Regions from separate parts of the Homo sapiens genome. Here all the other regions are linked to region 2. The links are chromatin contacts, found by Hi-C or POLR2A ChIA-PET in ENCODE. All regions are on one chromosome and are shown on one strand. The core of a region is the stretch at or near the end of the contact, and the rest is flanking DNA. Distances in the headings are between cores, read along the strand shown.

What was found. Hi-C counts contacts between places; a loop is a spot of excess contacts on that map. ChIA-PET counts read pairs that join two places held with the same protein, here RNA polymerase II (POLR2A). Pooled maps may share reads with other maps.
Region 1: a pooled map shows a loop between it and region 2 (7-fold over the local background). The contact joins the promoter of TNFRSF14 here to the promoter of LINC01134 in region 2. A Hi-C loop is called at or near these places in 11 of 37 single-sample maps with no recorded cell type and 12 of 50 pooled maps.
Region 3: a loop to region 2 is called in a map of CD4-positive, alpha-beta T cell, with 22 times the contacts of the local background. The contact joins the enhancer-like site here to the promoter of LINC01134 in region 2. A Hi-C loop is called at or near these places in 2 of 168 maps with a recorded cell type or tissue (CD4-positive, alpha-beta T cell and naive thymus-derived CD4-positive, alpha-beta T cell), 1 of 37 single-sample maps with no recorded cell type and 6 of 50 pooled maps.
Region 4: a map of gastrocnemius medialis shows a loop between it and region 2 (15-fold over the local background). The contact joins the promoter of TMEM52 here to the promoter of LINC01134 in region 2. A Hi-C loop is called at or near these places in 1 of 168 maps with a recorded cell type or tissue (gastrocnemius medialis), 5 of 37 single-sample maps with no recorded cell type and 11 of 50 pooled maps.
Region 5: a map of B cell shows a loop between it and region 2 (25-fold over the local background). The contact joins the promoter of SKI here to the promoter of LINC01134 in region 2. A Hi-C loop is called at or near these places in 1 of 168 maps with a recorded cell type or tissue (B cell), 1 of 37 single-sample maps with no recorded cell type and 7 of 50 pooled maps.
Region 6: a loop to region 2 is called in a map of CD8-positive, alpha-beta T cell, with 11 times the contacts of the local background. The contact joins the enhancer-like site here to the promoter of LINC01134 in region 2. A Hi-C loop is called at or near these places in 1 of 168 maps with a recorded cell type or tissue (CD8-positive, alpha-beta T cell) and 5 of 50 pooled maps. POLR2A ChIA-PET finds 5 or more read pairs at or near these places in 1 of 52 experiments (activated naive CD4-positive, alpha-beta T cell).

Annotation. Positions count from the first base shown.
Region 1 is chr1:2,554,657-2,557,773 of GRCh38, forward strand. It overlaps TNFRSF14 (TNF receptor superfamily member 14), which reads left to right and starts at 1,715. Exons shown (of 8, transcript NM_003820.4): 1 at 1,715-2,077; 2 at 3,070-3,117. The coding sequence starts at 2,009. It overlaps TNFRSF14-AS1 (TNFRSF14 antisense RNA 1), which reads right to left and starts at 2,355. Exons shown (of 7, transcript NR_037844.2): 1 at 2,321-2,355; 2 at 68-2,040.
Region 2 is chr1:3,898,794-3,901,828 of GRCh38, forward strand. It overlaps LINC01134 (long intergenic non-protein coding RNA 1134), which reads left to right and starts at 1,611. Exons shown (of 4, transcript NR_024455.1): 1 at 1,611-1,838. It overlaps C1orf174 (chromosome 1 open reading frame 174), which reads right to left and starts at 1,479. Exons shown (of 4, transcript NM_207356.3): 1 at 1,379-1,479. The coding sequence starts at 1,393. RefSeq lists enhancers at 571-1,141, 1,142-1,710, 1,711-2,280, 1,920-2,179 and silencers at 1,230-1,299, 2,380-2,559.
Region 3 is chr1:2,254,016-2,256,985 of GRCh38, forward strand. All of the region lies in intron 1 of SKI (SKI proto-oncogene), which reads left to right. Among named protein-coding and RNA genes, the nearest start is that of SKI, 27 kb to the left of the region's middle. RefSeq lists enhancers at 1,535-2,734, 1,775-2,069, 2,737-2,970. Within about 2 kb of position 1,581, at least 21 of the 41 ENCODE cell types and tissues checked have a DNase peak (open chromatin) inside an H3K27ac peak, as active enhancers do; they include CD4-positive, alpha-beta T cell, where a contact is called at or near this core.
Region 4 is chr1:1,917,919-1,920,642 of GRCh38, forward strand. TMEM52 (transmembrane protein 52) reads right to left here and starts at 1,361. Exons shown (of 5, transcript NM_178545.4): 1 at 1,264-1,361; 2 at 1,127-1,170; 3 at 975-1,016; 4 at 335-513; 5 at 1-244. The coding sequence starts at 1,347. RefSeq lists enhancers at 678-1,479, 1,539-2,132, 2,133-2,724 and a silencer at 958-1,597.
Region 5 is chr1:2,226,993-2,230,004 of GRCh38, forward strand. SKI (SKI proto-oncogene) reads left to right here and starts at 1,327. Exons shown (of 7, transcript NM_003036.4): 1 at 1,327-2,743. The coding sequence starts at 1,775. RefSeq lists an enhancer at 1-68 and a silencer at 388-1,157.
Region 6 is chr1:5,387,673-5,390,584 of GRCh38, forward strand. No RefSeq gene overlaps it. Among named protein-coding and RNA genes, the nearest start is that of LINC02782, 290 kb to the left of the region's middle. RefSeq lists an enhancer at 782-1,981. Within about 2 kb of position 1,504, at least 3 of the 41 ENCODE cell types and tissues checked have a DNase peak (open chromatin) inside an H3K27ac peak, as active enhancers do; they include CD8-positive, alpha-beta T cell, where a contact is called at or near this core.

The DNA of each region.
Region 1 (3,117 bases), core at 465-2,964, 1.3 Mb before region 2:
TGGGAGCTGAAGTCGGGGTAGGAGGGGCATGGAGGAAGGGGCAGGAGGGGCTGAGTCTCACTGATGCCTGTGTTAGTCTTGTCTCTTGCCATGCCTCAGTTTCCCTCCTCCCCAGGGTGGGGTGGATGAGACGACTCTGGAGGACGTATCTGAGAGAGTGGGGTTGGAGCCCCGTACCGGCAGGTGTAGGCGCTGTGTCTGCTCTTGGAGGTTGGGCGTTCTTGGGGAGTTGGTGAGGGAACGTGCTGTCCCTGCACCCTGGAGCCCCCATGCCCTCCTGGGGCCCCCGGGAGTGGAGGATGCAAGGGGCCCCCTTCTTCTTCCTTGCAAGACCCACATGGCTCTGCATGTGGGGGACATTCCTGGCAGGGGGCGCTGAGGGCCAGGATGTGAGTGCACCAGGGAAACAGCAGATGGGGCTCCTCTCCCAGGCTCCAGCTGTGGGGTGGGAGTCCATGCTCCTGCGTGTCTCTTGGGGGCTTTTCCTCCACTGGGTGCCACCTGGTCCCCCACCCTGCCTCAGAGTATTGGGGTCTGGGCTCGTCCACCCTGGATGCTGGCCAGGAGTGCACCTGCCTCTGGAGCTCGGGACGCTTGGCCCCACAGGACGGTGTCGCACACCACAGCCGGCCTAACTTCACCCCTGCCTGCTCCCTCTCCAGGGCCGGCCTGCAGGGCTGCACACTTTCTAGTTGGGGTGCAGGTCCCCGGGCTCCTGCCACAGATTCCTGTGGCTGGCCACCCTGCCAACTCTCCTGCAGGTGAGGGTGGGCGCAATCCCCAAGGTCCTTTCCACCAGATGCCACTGAGTCCCCCAGGGGCCAGGGCTGGACCCTGGAGGGGGTCACCTGGCTGAAGTCAGGACCAGGAGGGGCAGGGGGCAGTCGAGGGGCAGGGGGCGGTCCTGGGCCAGGCGTCTGGCAGATGGGCTTGCTGGAGGTGGGGGTTCCTGGTGTGCAGCAGGCGGTGCCAGAGGGGGTGACTGGGACCTGCTCTGGGCAAGCACAGGCGGTGCGTGACAGACCTGGGCTTCCATTGACTGCATCACGTCCAGCAGCAGGAAGGGGCCACGGGGGCACTGGCGTCGTCACGTGGGTCACGAGGTTCCATGTGATGCAGGGAGCGAGGCCGTCACGAGGGACTCACTGGTGCCTGCCTTGGGGCTCCGGGACTGTGGGCTGTCTCCATCCGGAGGTCTCCCTACCACCAGGCTCTGTGGGGCAGGGAAGCCCAGTGGGGTGCAGGGAGCCAGGAAGCTGGGGTGGGGTCAGGGCAGGGTCCACAGGGAGACCGGGCGAGGCTGGCAGCCTTCCCAGTCCGCGCAGCGTCTCTGCAGGGGGAGCAAGAGCTGCCCTTCCACCCCTCCCAGGGGACGGGTAGGGGCACTCTGGGCTTTTCCCACCCCCTCACGCAGGGACACAGGCCTGGTGGGTCTATGACTGAAATTGGCCAGACCGCATTCTGGTGGTTTTATTCGGAAGGGAAGTTTACCCTGTTCAGCAGAAGCTGAGATGGGAACAGGAAACCCACAGGGCCCCTTTATTCGGCAAAAATGTCAGTCAGCGCCCCGGGGAGCAGCCGAGGGTCCCTGAGTGTGTGAGTGAGGTGGGGAAACACAGATGGACTTTGGGGGGCTCCCCCTTCTACAGGAAACCCGGAGTGGACTGGAATGGTGCAGGGGGAGAACTCGCCCCTCCCATCGGGCGCCTCCTTCATACCGGCCCTTCCCCTCGGCTTTGCCTGGACAGCTCCTGCCTCCCGCAGGGCCCACCTGTGTCCCCCAGCGCCGCTCCACCCAGCAGGCCTGAGCCCCTCTCTGCTGCCAGACACCCCCTGCTGCCCACTCTCCTGCTGCTCGGGTTCTGAGGCACAGCTTGTCACACCGAGGCGGATTCTCTTTCTCTTTCTCTTTCTCTTCTGGCCCACAGCCGCAGCAATGGCGCTGAGTTCCTCTGCTGGAGTTCATCCTGCTAGCTGGGTTCCCGAGCTGCCGGTCTGAGCCTGAGGCATGGAGCCTCCTGGAGACTGGGGGCCTCCTCCCTGGAGATCCACCCCCAAAACCGACGTCTTGAGGCTGGTGAGCCCCCGAGCCTCCTCTCCGTCTGCTCGCAGATCCCAGTTCTGACCCCAGGGCCTCCCACAGATCTCTTCCCCATGCCCCTGTCCTGGCCGTTGCTGGCTCCGGCGTCCAGCCCGTCCCCTGCTGCCTGGGGCTCTCGGGTCAACCCAGACCCCCAGCACTGGGCTCACCACAGTGGGGTGAGCAGCAGAGCCACAGCCCTACCCAGCAGACCTCCTCCTGCGTGTGTCCCCCACTCACCACTCCGTCCACGGGCAGCTGGTGAGCCCCCATTTGGCCGGATGTGGGCACTTCTGGGGGCTGGGTGTCTCTGGGCGTCTCTGGGCGGGGCCCTCGAGCAGGTGACCCAACTCCCCGGCAGCCCTGACCTTGGTGACAGGTGATAAGATCAGTGTGCAGCAGGGGGCTGGACCCAGGTGGGTGGGGTGGGGATACTCTCCATGCTCATGTGGCACTCCTGCCTGTCCAGCCACTATCCCCATCAGGGGCCCCCGACTGCCCATCAGCCAGCCCAGGAACGAGGCCACGGCAGAGCCACCCTCCCCGATGTGGCCCTGATCAGCCTGTCACCCACTGTCTGGCTTGTGAGCCTCTGGGGCCCATCCCTGGCTGCCCCTGCTGGCTCTTCAGGGGTCAGCAGGTCCAACCTAGGCCAGCAGGGGGGCCGGCAGGTTGTCTGCCCAGTGGGCTCAATGCTCCCAGGTGTGGGGTGTGGGGTCCCTGGCGAGGGCAGAGTTCCAGTTCCCAGGGCTCCGCGCTGCCAGGCAGCGTCATCAGGGCTGGAGGAGGGGCGGTCCCCACCCTATCCCGGGCTCCAGCGGTCGGCAAGGTTGTTCCATGAGCCTGGCCTGGGGCCCGCTTCTGTCCTCTCTACCAGGCACTGCCGCTCCTCCCCATTGCACAGAGGGAGATTCAGGCTGTGGGGCCAAGCCTGGCAGAGCCCACAGGGCAGCCAGGGCATCTCCCAATGCCTGTCCTGACCCCCTTAGGTGCTGTATCTCACCTTCCTGGGAGCCCCCTGCTACGCCCCAGCTCTG
Region 2 (3,035 bases), core at 361-2,860:
GTGAAAGCAAACCCCTGCTGGCTAAGGAAATGACCACAGACAGAAAGTAATAATGATAACACAGTACTGTTGAGTTTGTAACATTATCAGATGTAATACATATAACAAAATACCACAAAAATAACCATATAAGAGTAACATTTCTGTATCACTTGGAATTAACCTAGTACAAATCTGAAGCTTAAGATGTATATGGAGAATATGAAGATTAAGCTGTATACGGTAAAACATAAAGCACTGGAAAAAACCCAAAAAAGTTGTGGAAAAAAAATCATTAAATTAAAATGCTACATTAGGAAATATTCACTTTAATCCACTTAAAGAAGGAACAGGGGAAGAAAAAGACAGACTTGTATAAAGAAAAGAAAAAGTAAAATGGCAAATGTAAACCTAACTACAGTGTATCAATAATATTAAATGTGCATGGGCTAAACAATTCAATCAAAAGGCAGAAACTACCAGACTGCATTTTAAAAAAGATCCAAGTATATGTGCCTACAGGAGACAAGTTTTGGTTCAAAGATAAAAATAGTAAAAGGAGTTGGAATTCACAAGTGGCCACTCCATTTGAACAAACCAGGAGAGCCTCCATGCAGCTCAGAGCCTCCCAAGTGGACCGGGACCCGCGCCGGGTCCACTGTGAAAAGGGTCCTTCGCCTTAACTGTTACACCCACGCAATGAGCACTTGCCCCTTGCCAGACACTGGCACCCCCCTTCAATCCTCACCACCCTCTTGGTGGATCCCTCATCACCCCACTTTTAGCACATTCAGTAGATGGGGCCAAGCTGAGGTCACTTGCTGTGTGACGTCCATTGGAGTGGCAGCAGTTGAGGGGCACAAACTCAGCTCTGCAGCATCTAGCACTACCAGGAGTTGAAACCAGTTCTGGAGAGGGTGCCCCACCTTCCTAGGAAAGTGGCCCGAAACCTCCCTTCAAGGGGGCGTGACCTGGGAGCCCCCTGTTGCCCAGGACGTGAACTGTGAGCTCCACTTCTCCCGAGGGCGTGGACCGGAGCCCCCCTTCTCCCGCGGGCATGGCCTGGGAGCTCCCCTTCTCTCGGGGGTGTGGCCCAGAGGCCCCATTCTGCGGGGGTGGGTAACCTGGGAGCCCCCTTCTCCCGGGGACGTGACCTGTGAGCTCCACTTCTTCCGAGGGCGTGGCCCGGAGCCCCCTTTTCACAGGGGCGTGACCTGGCAGCCCTCCTTCTCCCGGGAGCGTGGCCTGGAGCCCCCCAACTACTGCCGGGGGCGAGGCCCAAGCGGAGGCCGCTCCTAGGCCACAGGCACCCCGTGACCCCGCCCCGGTTCTCCAGACAGCAGGTGACCCAGAGTCCCCGCCCTGCCCGGCGCAGCTGCTGCCGGGACCCAGCCCTCACCTTCCGGCTCCTCATGAGTGTGAGCACCGCAGCCAAGCACCGCGCGCCCCGGCCAACGCGTCCCGGCGGAGCGGCGACCCGGAGTCTGCAGAGCGCGCCGCGGCGGCGTCCGACGTCAGCACAGCCAATCACAGTGCAGCACCCTCGTCATGTGATTCCCCCCCCCCCCCCCCCCGTGTTGGCTCTTTCGTAAGCGGCGGGCGAAGGTCACAGGCCTTGGGCCAGTGGTGGGACACTGGAGCAGGAAGTCGGCCTGTGGCCGGCCATGTTCATGAGGGCGCGTCCCTTGGCACCCCTGTAGCCGCTATGTTTCCCACGCCCGTGGCAGGCCTGAGAGATTATGTTTGCGGGGGGTGCTTTTTTTGTAGCTTCTGTGTTCGCCATATTTGAAAGGGGCAGACGGCCATGTTCGTGAACGGCGCTTCCCTTGGTGCACCTGTGGCCGCCATGTTTGAGCGAGGTGGGCAACTATGTTCTTGAGGGGGGAGCAACCATGTTCTTGAGGGGCTCTTCCCTTGAAGCCTCTTTGGCCACCATGTTTGAGAGGGGCAGACGGCCATGTTTGTAAGGGGCGCTTCTCTTGGTGCGCCTGTGGCCGCTATGTTTGAGAGGGGCAGGCAACCATGTTCGTGAGGGGCGCTTCCCTTGAAGCCTCTTTGGCGCCATGTATGAGAGGGGCGGACGGCCATGTTTGTGAGGGGCTCTTCCTTTGGTGCGCCTGTGGCCGCCATGTTTGAGAGGGGCGGGCGGGACGTCCGTGAGGGGCCCCTCCCCTTGCATCCCCTGGCTAACAGCCTGCAGGAGGGCGGGAAGTGCTTTCTCCAGTGCCGCAGAGCGCTGGTTTCTGAGTGCCGGTTAGCGGCCTTGAGCAGCGCGAGGGACTCCCAGGCCTGCCCGTGCTGCGGTCCCGCTGGGGAGCTTTGCGCGCTTGTCGCAGGCTGTGCTGCCCCGCGACATGCCGCTTTGGGTTGGGGTGGCCCGCCCGGGAAGTGGCCTCAGCTGTCCCCCACGTTGCGGGCGGGAGGGGGCCTTAGTGGAGGCCGTCGGTGGGCCCAGGAGGCCAGGGTCCGGCGTCGGGCTGGGGGCCGGTTTTCGTCCCCCGTTACGTGCAAGGCGGGAAATGACCCCTCCGCCGTCCCGTTACTCTCCGGGGCCAACGTGGACTCGCAGGGGCCACGCCTTTTCCAATGGCCACGCCCCTAGCAGGCCTGGGTGGACCCGCAGCGGCCACGCCTCCTCCAATGGCCGCGCCCTATCAGGTCTGGATGGACACACGGCGGCCACGCCTCCTCCAGCAAACACGCCCCTAGCAGGCCTGGGCTGCTGTGATGCGTCCTCTTTGGCCGCCGCTGAGGGAGGTGTTTGTAAAGCTGAGGACCACTGTTCTGTTGTGGGTTTTTTTGTTTGTTTGTTTGTTTTTTGAGACGGAGTCTCGCTCTGTCACCCAGGCTGGAGTGCAGTGGCGCGATCTCAGCTCACTGCAACCTCCGCCTCATGGGCTCAAGCCATTCTCCTGCCTCAGCCTCCTGAGTAGCTGGGATTACAGGCAGGCGCCACCACACCTGGCTAATTTTTGTATTTTTAGTAGAGATGGGGTTTCATCATGTTGGTCAGGCTGGTCTCGAACTCCTGACCTCAAATAATCCGCCCACCTTGG
Region 3 (2,970 bases), core at 331-2,830, 1.6 Mb before region 2:
TGCCTGGTCGTCAGGCCACGGATGCTTGTCCGGAGCTGCCTCATGTGGCTCTTGCACAGAAGGCACCATTCTAGACATTCCAGGTGGGCTCCAGTGACCATGAGGGGCTGGGGTTGGCACTGGCGCTGCTCCTCTGAGGTGTTGGACCCACGTGGGAGCTGCTTGTTCCCCTCCAGACACTGATTGTGAAGAATCTGGAAGGTCCACGCTAGAGGAGGCCACGACCTGCTGGTGCGCCTGCAAGAGTGCTGGCCCAACTGGTCTCCATGCGTGGTGCCCGTTGGAGGGGGTGGGAGGGCTCGGCTCTGCTCTCCCCCCGTGGGTCTTCGTGTCACAGGGTGCTTGGGGGACTCTGCTGCACTGAGATCTCCAGCGTGACATGTCCCCGTCCCAAACAGCCCTGAAATGGCAATGCCTCATCCTAGGATTACCGTCCCTTCCCGAAGGCTTGAGGTCCTACTTAGATGTCTACTGGACTGCTTTTTATTTTAATTTACTTGATACTCAGTCTGGGTGCGTTGAAGACGCGGCCTCTGGCTGTCAGCCTGTCCTTGTGTGCAGTGACCGGTCTACCTGTCTGGCCTTGTGCCTAGACTTGTGGCCGTCACCACTATCTCTGGGGAGGGGTGAAGTGGACTGGGAGGTAGGAGCCGAATTGGAGTCTTCTCTTTGTTCCTGAAGTTATCACAGTCTTGGCCAGACTGTGGTCACTGCGTGCGTGTGTGTGTGTGTGTGATGCGCAGGGCATTTGCTGGTGGAATAGCACGGGCCATTGGCATTTGCACCTGAGGCGTGCAGCCCCCCTGCTGCACACCTATGGGGTCCCTGCGGTCAGGTGAGCTCTGGGGGGTTTCTGAGGGTGGAGACAGCCACAACAACACTTCTTTCCTCCAAATGCCTGTGCTGTGCACTTGGGTGCAGGTGGCTTTTAGGGGACATGGCTGGGCACTGCCCCACAGTGTCACCTCTGTGTCCTGTGGTGCGTGCTGTGGACTGGCACCACACCCCACGTGCTTGTTAGGCCAGTTTCTCTCAGGTGTCGGTCACCCTACCATGCGGCCTTTCTTTTGTCTTTTATCTTTAGCTAAGGAGTCCATGGCATACCAAAAGCTGAATGATGACAGCCAGTGTCCCCATCCTGTCCTCCCCAACTTTCCACAGGCAGGGACGCTCCCCATTCTTGCTGCATAGTCTTCTGTTGACCCCATGTACCTGAGTGACCCCCACGTACCTGAGTGTGACAAGCACTATGGTGCTTGACCTCAGTCCAGCTGCTTAGACCTGTACCTGCCACAGCCCCACGTGCTGACACCTTGCGTCTTGAGTTTTGATAAATCTATCCTTTGGCTGATTAATATGACTGAGTGGTGTCTTCTGACCCCATTTCTTATCTGGAACACTGTGTCCTGACTTCATTTCCTGTCTGGAGCACACTGTCCTGACCTCATTTCCTGTCTGGAACACACTGTGTCCTGACCTCATTTCCTGCCTGGAGCTCTCTGTGTCCTGACCTCATTTCCTGTCTGTGCCGCTCTGTCCTGACCTCATTTTCTGTCTGTGCCACCCTTTGTCCTGACCTCATTTCCTGTCTGGAACATGCTGTGTCCTAACTGCATTTCCTGTCTGGAGCTCTCTCTGTCCTGACCTCATTTCCTGTCTGGATCTCTCTATGTCCTGACCTCATTTCCTGTCTGGAACATGCTGTATCCTGATATCATTTCCTGTCTGTGCCACTTTGTCCGGACCTCATTTTCTGTCTGGAGCACTCTGTATCCTGACCTCATTTCCTGTTTGTGCCACCCTTTGTCCTGACCTCATTTCCTGTCTGGAACATGCTGTGTCCGGATTGCATTTCCTCTCTGGAGCTCTCTCTGTCCTGACCTCATTTCCTGTCTGGAGCCAGTGACCTCATTTCCTGTCTGTGTCACTCTGTCCTGACCTCATTTCCTGTCTGTGCCACTCTTTGTCCTGACCTCATTTCCTGTATGCAACACACTGTGCCCGGACTGCATTTCCTGTCTGGAGCTCTCTCTGTCCTGATCTCATTTCCTGTCAGGAGCACTCTGTGTACTGACCTCATTTCCTGTCTGTGCCACTCTTGTGTCCTGACCTCTTTTCCAGTCTGTGCCACTCTGTGTCCTGACCTCATTTCTTATCTGTGCCACTCTGTGTCCTGACCTCATTTCCTGTCTGGAGCACTCTGTCCTGACCTCATTTCCTGTCTTGTGTCCTGACCTCATTTCCTGTCTGGAGCTCTCTGTGTCCTTACCTCATTTCCTGTCTGTGCTGCTTTCTGTCTTGGAGTTGCGTGCCTGACCTCATTTCCTCTCCACTGTGTGTTCCTGGAGTTAGGCATCATCTTGGTTTTTACTCCCTTGCTTGGTTTTCTCAGGATCTCTGGCTGCTCCGTCCTTGCTCCAGCGTTCTTCTCTGCCCCCTCCCTCTGTGGTCCAGAGGCCGATGGCCAGCTGGCCCTCACCTGCCCGCCCTGGGTATTTCTGTGCTCTTCCTGGTGAGGGATTCTAGGGGTTCCCCTCCTGGGTTCATCCTTACCTGAGTAGCCACAGCACACTGTGCAGTTGGGTGCCTGGGAGGCACGTGCTTTGGGTGTTGCATGGCTGACCTGGTAACTGGGCACCCGTGTATGGAGGGCTGGAACAGAACACTTGTCGGCGCTCCTCAGCGTCTTGCCTCTGGTGTCCCCATGGCGAAGTCCCCTGCCATCTGCTTTGGGCTCTGACATGTGACCTGACTGTGCCCTTCAGGAGCTTTCAGAACCTCCTCTTAGATCTGGCATTCAAAATGTCTTGTCAGACACCTCGAGGCGGCTTGTGTTTGGCCCTGTGTTGGGCGCCTATTGGGCCCTTGTCAGGTTTTTGTTGCCAGGAGGCTCGCGCCCCGATCTTCGGGATGGTGCCCGTGGCATCTTCTGCTCGGTGCTCCCTAGGGCTGGACGTTGGTCCTCCTGGC
Region 4 (2,724 bases), core at 111-2,610, 2.0 Mb before region 2:
TTGGGGCCCGACTCCTGGGGCACTGGAGTGGTCTCTAGGCCCGAGGCCCCAAGGAGAGGGCTGGGTTTCTGGGAGAGTGCTGGTCCTTCCTCTCTGGGCTTGGCCATCTTGACAGCTTCATCGTAGGAGGGTGGAGGCTCCGGGGTGTACAGGCTGTAGGCAGGAGGAGCCATGGAGTCCAGGTCCAGCTCCCCAAAGGGCAGGGGCAACCGCATGCCCAGTGGGTACTGCACGGAGCTGTAGGCTGCAGGGAACCAGAGTGGGTTCGTGGAGGCGGGCTTGGCATTTACCCCCGCCATCTCCACCCTCAACTGGCGGGCCCCTAGGCACTCACAGGTCACAGTGCTGTGTACAGGGCTGTCACTGTCCATAGGGATGACTGCCACGTCGCAGGGCTGCCGTGCTGGTGGCAGATGTGGCTGGGCCTGTGCCTGCTTCCGGAGGCAGCAGAACCGGACACAACCAGCTGTGACACCACACAGCAGAAGCAGGAGGACCGCCAGCAGGATGAGCCTAGGAGAGCAAGGCTCTACCACTGGACTGACCCTCGGCCACCGGGCACCTGCACCCTGGGGAATGTCGTGGCACAACCACCGAAGACAGGTTAACAGGATAAAAAGCAGACAATGTCTCTCCATGTCGGAGACCGCCGTGGCCAGAGCCTGGCCTCGGGCTGCTGGGCCTGCCCTGGCTATCTCTCCTGGGCTGGCCAGGGGTGGCCTTGGGCTCACTCCCAGGACTCGCTGTCCTCAGCGAGTGCCCCACTGCTGAGCGGGATCGTAGGGGACTCCCGCGGAGGCCAGGCGGGAGAGGTGGGAGGGAAGGTCCTGCTTGCTCCAGGTCAGTTCCCGCCAGCGGCCGGGACTGGGCGACAGCGGAGGCGGCCTGGTGAGGTAAGGGCCTGGCGGGCCTGGCCCCGGTGACCCCCGCCCCAGAACCGTCGGACGCACGGCTCCGCCGCGGCCTCCACTTACCCCACGTGCCACAGGCTGCTCCAGCGGGCCTGGGGCGGGCACCTGTGGGGACGGCGGCACCTGGAGCAGGCGGGGCATGGGACGGCCGACCTCGCCACCCGTGCCTCCCCATAGGGCGGGGCCAGGCCCCGGCTCCCTCCCCCCCGACTTACTGGTCCGAGGGGTCGCAGCTGCCGTCCGCGAAGCCCAGCGCCACCTGTGGGGACAAGGGTGAGCCCGGGAGGGGCGTGGTCCGAGCAGGGACCCGCCCCGCGGTGGCCGAACCGAGAGAGAACGCCGCCCGACCCACCTGCGGCAGCGGCAGGAGCGGCAGGAGCGGCAGGAGCGGCAGCAGCAGCCGCAGTCCGCGGGCGGCCAGCGGCCCCCGGGCCATGCTCTGAGGAGGTTGGAGCAAAGCCCGGCGGCGCGGCTTTATGGGGCCCCGCCCACCACAGGACACACCCACCACATGACACGCCCACAGAACGCCCGCTCAGAGTAAACCCCGCCCACCGGGCCCCGCTGGCCGCAGGCCCCGCCCACAGGCGCACACGCCTACTGGACGCCCCACGCAGGGTAAACCCCGCCCTCCGGGCACCGCCCAGAGCAAACCGCGTTCGTCGCAGGCCTCGCCCACAGGACGCCTCACGCAGCATAAACCCCGCCCACTGGGCCCCGCCCAGTGCAAGCCTTGTTCGCCGCAGGCCCCGCCCACAGGAGCCCTCGCCCACGAGACGCCCCCATTCGCTGGGCCTCCACTCAATGCAAACCCCGCCCACTGGCCCCATGCCCAACGTAAGCCTCGCCCACCATACCCCGCTCAGCGCAATCCCCTCCCACTGGGCCACGCCCAACGTGTTCAGAGGGCTTGTCCGCCACAAGCCCTACCCCGCAGCTCCACCTGGCCCAGACTCGTGAGGCGACGGTGGGTCTCGTCCTCAGCCCGGGCACGGCGCCTTAACCTCGGCCGAGCGTGGCCTGCTCTGCTGCTGGTCTGGGCGTGGCCCGGGGACCCTCGGGAGCTGGCCTGGAAAGTCGTGGCTGCCTTGGGTGTGGTCCCTCGGGTCCAGTCTCGCAGGCGGGCTCCAGGTGGACTGTAGGGTAACGCCACCAAGATGCTGGGCATCCCGAACTTGGTGTTTGGACACTTGATTGTGGACCTGCGCTGCAGGCGCTGTCTGGGGGCTGGCCCAGGGGGCTGGAGCCTGGCCCTGGCTCTGGGCTGTTGAGGCGCTGGGTGCAGACCACTTTCCCAAAGCACTTGGCCTTGGGGGCCATGCCCCACCTGGGGAATGTGACCTCCATTCCCGAGGGCCACAGGGAGCCCAGTGCCCTTCCCTCAGCCTGCAATGTCTGCTGCTCCCTGTGCAGGGGCAGGCCTGGGGCCATTTCTTCCAGGGGGACCCCAGACCCTTATCCCTCTGCCACCAGGCCAGGGGCCCTGTTAGGCTCTTGGTGCCCTCTGCTCCCCGTGGGACCAACAGCACACCGTCTCTCTGGTGGTCAGGCTAAGGGAGGTGGTCAGCACAGCAAGGGGCAGGGTCCATCTTACTGCAGGAGGGGCATGCACCCCTTGCTCAGAACTGTTCCACATGTGGGCGCTGCTCAGTGTCCCCCACCCCTACCACAAGGGCAGTGACCCTGGAGGGCAGGGCCTCCTCTGCGTGGCTCTTCTGCCCATACCTGCCCCTTCACTGCATCACTCCTTCCACTGTTGGGCTCTGCCTGAAGTTGCCTTTCACCTCCCAAGGCCTGTGCCACGGTCCTCAAG
Region 5 (3,012 bases), core at 77-2,576, 1.7 Mb before region 2:
CCCTGCCAAGGCTTGAGTCTCTCCCACTGCGTGGCCAGGCGTGGAGGGCCGGCCGATCCGACCCCGAAAGACGTCTCAGCGCTCCACGGCCCCGGGGCGGAGGTCAGGGGTCTCGCCGGCCCGAACGCCGGGCCCCGCGGGGCCGAAGTCCTGATAAGCCACCTGGCAGGAGTGGCTGGCAGACCGGCTGCGTCTGGGGCACCGGGCGCCGCCCCTCCCAGGCCCGAAGCCCCCGGCCCGCGCAGCAGGGACACTCCGCCAGGGGCCGGCGGGCGGGGCGGGGCCGGCGCGGCCGGGAGCCGCGGACACTCGGCCACCGAGCCACCGGCCACGGCGCAGCGGGGGCCGCCGGGCTGCGCCGCCAGGGTCACGCGACGCGGTGCCCGTCTCGGCGCAGGGTCCCTGGGCGTGGCCGCTGTCCCCCTCGTGTGTGGGACCCCAGGTCACCGTGTGGCGTCCCGGTAGTGTGTGGGACCCCAGAGGCGTCCGGGGCCTCCCCGCTGTGTGGTGTCCCACCCTGGGAGAACCCCGGGTGCGTGGCGTGGCCCCCCGGCCGCCCCCAGCTGGTTTGCGGTCGTGGCGGGGGCCTGTGGGTTTCTGGGCCCCGACGGCGGCGAGACGGGCGCCTTCCCAGCGGCGCAGGAAGCGGCCTCGGCCGGAAGGGGGGCCCCGGGCGCCACCGCCGCCTCCGCCTCCGCCCGCGCCCAGCGGCCCTCGGCGGGCGGGGCCGAGCGGGGCCGAGCGGAGTCGAGCATGGCCGAGCGTAGCCGAGTCCCGGCCGAGCGGAGCCGAGTCATGGCAGGGCGGGTCCGAGCGTGGCCGAGTCCCGGGCGAGCGGAGCCGAGCGCGGCCGAGTCCGGGCGGGGAGCGCGCGTTCCTGGAAGAGCCCGGCTGGGGAGCGGGTCACATTCTTGGCCAGCGCTAGGGCTGAGGCGGACGCACGGCAACAAACAGCGCGGGGGGCGGGGCCGGCGCGGGGCGGAGCGGGCGGCGCGGGGCGGGGCGGCGCGGCGGCGGCGTGAGCTCAGCGCCGGGCGCTCAGTCCGAGCCGGAGCGAGCCGCCGGGAGGATGTGCGCCGAGCGCCCCGAGCCCCGCGCCGCCGCCGCGCTCTGAGGGCCGCGGGCGAGAGGCGCCTCCGCCGCCCCGGAAGCCGGGCGGGCGGGCCGCGGAGCCGGCGGGCGGGCGGGCCGGGGGCCGGCGGCGGGCGCGACGCGGCCGGCCAGCGCCGCCGGGACGAGCCGGGCGGGCGCCTCGCGGTGGGAGGAGCGGGGCGGCGGCGGCGCGCCGCGCGAGGACGGCCCGGCGGGCCCCGCGCCCGCGCCCCCGCTCCTCCCGGGCCCCTCGGCCTCGGCCGCCGCGGCGATTCGCGCCTCGCGGCGCCGGCACCTGCCCGCGCGCCCCCCGCGAGCCCCGGGCCCGCGAGCGTTGGCGTTGGCGTTGGCGGCGCGCGCCGGGGCATGCCCCGCGCCTAGAGCCCGGGGGGCGCGCGGGGGACGCGCGGGGGGCCCGGGCGGCGGCGGGCGCGGCGCGGGGCGCGTGGATGTGGCGCCGGGCCCGGGCGGCGGCGGGCTCCAGCGGCGGGACCCCTTCGCCCCGCCCGCCTTCCCCTTCGCGCCCCCGGGCGAGGCCGCGGCCGTGATCGGCCGTGAGCCGGCGGCGGGGGGCGGCCGGGGTCGGGGCCGCGGGCGCCGCCGGGGCGCGCGGGGCGGCGGCGGGGGCCGGGGGGGCCCGGGCGCGCGGGAGCGGGAGCGGCCGGGGGAGCCGGAGCGCACCATGGAGGCGGCGGCAGGCGGCCGCGGCTGTTTCCAGCCGCACCCGGGGCTGCAGAAGACGCTGGAGCAGTTCCACCTGAGCTCCATGAGCTCGCTGGGCGGCCCGGCCGCTTTCTCGGCGCGCTGGGCGCAGGAGGCCTACAAGAAGGAGAGCGCCAAGGAGGCGGGCGCGGCCGCGGTGCCGGCGCCGGTGCCCGCAGCCACCGAGCCGCCGCCCGTGCTGCACCTGCCCGCCATCCAGCCGCCGCCGCCCGTGCTGCCCGGGCCCTTCTTCATGCCGTCCGACCGCTCCACCGAGCGCTGCGAGACCGTACTGGAAGGCGAGACCATCTCGTGCTTCGTGGTGGGAGGCGAGAAGCGCCTGTGTCTGCCGCAGATTCTCAACTCGGTGCTGCGCGACTTCTCGCTGCAGCAGATCAACGCGGTGTGCGACGAGCTCCACATCTACTGCTCGCGCTGCACGGCCGACCAGCTGGAGATCCTCAAAGTCATGGGCATCCTGCCCTTCTCGGCGCCCTCGTGCGGGCTCATCACCAAGACGGACGCCGAGCGCCTGTGCAACGCGCTGCTCTACGGCGGCGCCTACCCGCCGCCCTGCAAGAAGGAGCTGGCCGCCAGCCTGGCGCTGGGCCTGGAGCTCAGCGAGCGCAGCGTCCGCGTGTACCACGAGTGCTTCGGCAAGTGTAAGGGGCTGCTGGTGCCCGAGCTCTACAGCAGCCCGAGCGCCGCCTGCATCCAGTGCCTGGACTGCCGCCTCATGTACCCGCCGCACAAGTTCGTGGTGCACTCGCACAAGGCCCTGGAGAACCGGACCTGCCACTGGGGCTTCGACTCGGCCAACTGGCGGGCCTACATCCTGCTGAGCCAGGATTACACGGGCAAGGAGGAGCAGGCGCGCCTCGGCCGCTGCCTGGACGACGTGAAGGAGAAATTCGACTATGGCAACAAGTACAAGCGGCGGGTGCCCCGGGTGAGTGGCCCCAGGCCTGGGAGCTGGGGAGGATGCGCTTGGGGTGGGGGCCCCTTCTGGACTACAGGCTCTGGTCTCCGAAGGCTGGGACCTGTGCTTCTGCCGTGCCCCATGTCTCCAGTCTTCGCTTTGTTTTAGGGAAATTCAGAGTGTTCCGACTGGCAGGGCCAGAGAGTTTGGTAGGAAGGCCCTCCTGCCCGTTCCCCAGGACGAGCCTGGAGTGCGGGCTGTGGCGGTGGGGTGGGGGGCCAGGCCTGGTGTGTGGGGAA
Region 6 (2,912 bases), core at 254-2,753, 1.5 Mb after region 2:
TATGTGTTTATCTTTGTGTATTTGTGTGTGTCTCTGTGTGTCTGTCTGTCTCTGTGTCTGTGTGTATGTCTCTGTTTCTTGTCTCTGTTTGTATCTCTGTGTGTGTCTCTGTGTCACTTTAACTTGATTATATCTGCAATTTCCAAATAAGTTGCCATGCACCGGTACTGGCAGTTAGGACTTCAATGCACCCATAACAGACTCAAATCCGAGTGCTAGGAGTTTGGAAATAAATTCTAACACATTCTGCTCTTGGAAACTCACAAAGCTCACAGGGCTCTGGGAAGTTCTAAGTCCTGCTCAATTTCGTTTTCTCCAGAGAACCCCCAAACATGTCGGTAGTTTGGTCCTTCTTCCCGTGACACCCCTGGATCCCCGGAAGAGCTCAAGGCACCCGATGTGCTGGTGCCCTTGACTCTATGGAAGGAGAGGAGCGAGGCTTCGGAGGCCAGGAGGGTTCTTGGAACAAGGAAAAGACAGGAACGTGGATATTTAGGCACAGACATGCGGAGGACTCCCCTCCCTTCCTCAGCCAGGAGCCTAAAACACTTGTTCTGCTCACTCTCTCTTTGCCAGAGAAGCTCTGAAGCCAACGGCTTTGGTCAACAACCCAGCCACGGCCACTTTGGGATTTTTGCTGATAAATCCAGCACTTCTAGGAAACCAGCAAACTCCTAAGGAAAATACAGAAGCCCAGAGCCAGCTTCCCCGGCCTGGCTAAATGGTTCTCCCAAAATGGAGTCTTTTCTGATGGCACTTCCTCACAAGTTGGGCAATCCGTCATTTCTTTGCTGTGATCTCACCTGTGAATGCTCCCTGGAGCCCATTTCTGCAGATCCACAGATCAACAGATGGACCAGCACCTCCAGTGCGGCACTGGCTCCTTGGAAGATTTACTGGAGCTCCAGGAGGAGAGCCATCAAGCCAAAGAATTACCCACTGAGTTAGTAAGATGGCTTCTTAAAGAGAGGTGTCTGTTTAATGCATCTTCCCCCAATGCATTCCATCCCGTCCTTGCAGAACGGATTAGTGTTTCTCGGCGATCCTACAGGCTCCCCAGGGACAGGCTTCAAGGGAATGGAGGAAGGATCGCTCCCTTCTCCTGGTCATCAGTCTGCACCTTCAGCTGAGGAGGCTGGCGTCATCCTGCAGGCATGGGGAGGACATGTAAGGAGGGGAAGTGATGATTAGAGGAGGTGGCTGCTCATTCCCTTGAATCATGCTGTAAGCCTTCTAAAGCAATTTTCTTAAGTTTGGTGTAAAATTTTGATGGAAAAATACCTGCTCCCTGGTATTTTTCTTCTCAACTCTCTCTCAAGAACTTTCTAGTTATTTCCAAAGCCAATGCCTTTCAGACATAGAGAAGATAGTCTCTCGGTAGAAGCTGTTTTTTTATTACCTGCTATTTCAGATATTTTTCCCTTCTCTCTTGCTTTGCCTCAAAGACAGGAAATGGGTTTTGTTGTTGGGTGGGGTTTTTGGTTTGGTTTTTTTAAACCCATCTTTTTACAATGTAGCTTTCATCTGTGACTCATATCTTGTGGCCAAAAAGGTGGCTAAAGGAATGAAGAGTACTTCTTTTCAAAGAAAAGGAAATTAAAATGAACTACAGACTGGAAGAGCGGTGTGTACGGTCTAGAATCCCCAGAGCGGCAGGGAGAGGACATGCTGGCATTGCCAACCAGCACACGCGTGAAGTCCTCGCTGTCCCCTGGCCCACAGGATGTGGGGGCTGCGAACAAAGTGTTTGTGAAAAGGGACCCTCCACCCTCTTCAGCATGCAGATGTGTTCACAAAGAGCTCCGTTCCTAACCGTCACCCACCAGGCACAGATCGTGTGTAACAGCTCCCGAACTTACTGTCAATTGAATAAAAGACCACTATTTTAGGAAATGTCAGTATTTCTCCAAAAAATAAATAAAAGCCCCTTGTTGTGAGCAGCTCTGATTTCAGGCAATCTGACTGGCAAACCGGTGCTTCGGGACACACAGAGCTAGTTCCTTTAATGGCCCAGTCACGCACACCCAGAATTCTGAGTTGGCTGAATGGGATCAGTCATCCCTGGACGCCATGTGGAAGTTGGGTCTGTGGAGCTCATGCTCGTTGGCTCACAAGTTCACTGCATGGATGCCTTGGTCAGGATGAACTTGGAGGCTTGGTGGCTCTGAACTGAGGAGGGACCCTGGGTTCCTCTCTGCTGCAATTCTAGTATGGATAATGGTGATGAGAACATGGCAAGCATGGGGAAATGGTGGCTGCTCACACCTGCCAGTGTAGGGACTGCCTTGGGCTCACTGTCCAGGGTTACAGATTCCCCCACTTCCACTGGGTCAAGCCAGTCCAGCCTGAAGACCCTACTGGAGCCCAACACTTTAACCTGAAGTTGGGACATGGTGACAACCCTGGTGGCCCCTCCTTGGGGTGGGATGAGACCTATTTCCTGCCCCGCCCCCCGCTGGGTTAGAGGATCCCCCACAGCCACAGCCCTGCCTCCGCACTGTGCTCTGGCTACGATGTCCCAGCGAATGTCCTGCTCAACTCCAGAAATCCCCAGGGAATGACGAAGGCTCCTGGACACAGAGGCTTTGTCTGGAGCTGTCACCCTTTGGGTGTGGTGGGGGTAGCCAGACATTACTAAGCATCTAGGAAAAGGCAATCATCTAAAATCAGAAAAGAACCCCTCTTTTCAGAAGTCAAAATTTTTGCAAGCCAGGACTGTATTTCCCAAAAGCACAATTCAACAAATGGTTTGATATCAACTCTTATGTATATCAGCAACTCCAGAAAATAGGTCTTGGACCCTCAGTTGCAGATCTCTGAGTGTGTGCTAATTTTGGTGGGGGTTGGTAACATGATAGATCCTGAAGTTGAAATTACTCCAGATCACTTGGGGTCCAGAGCCAGGGAGCTAG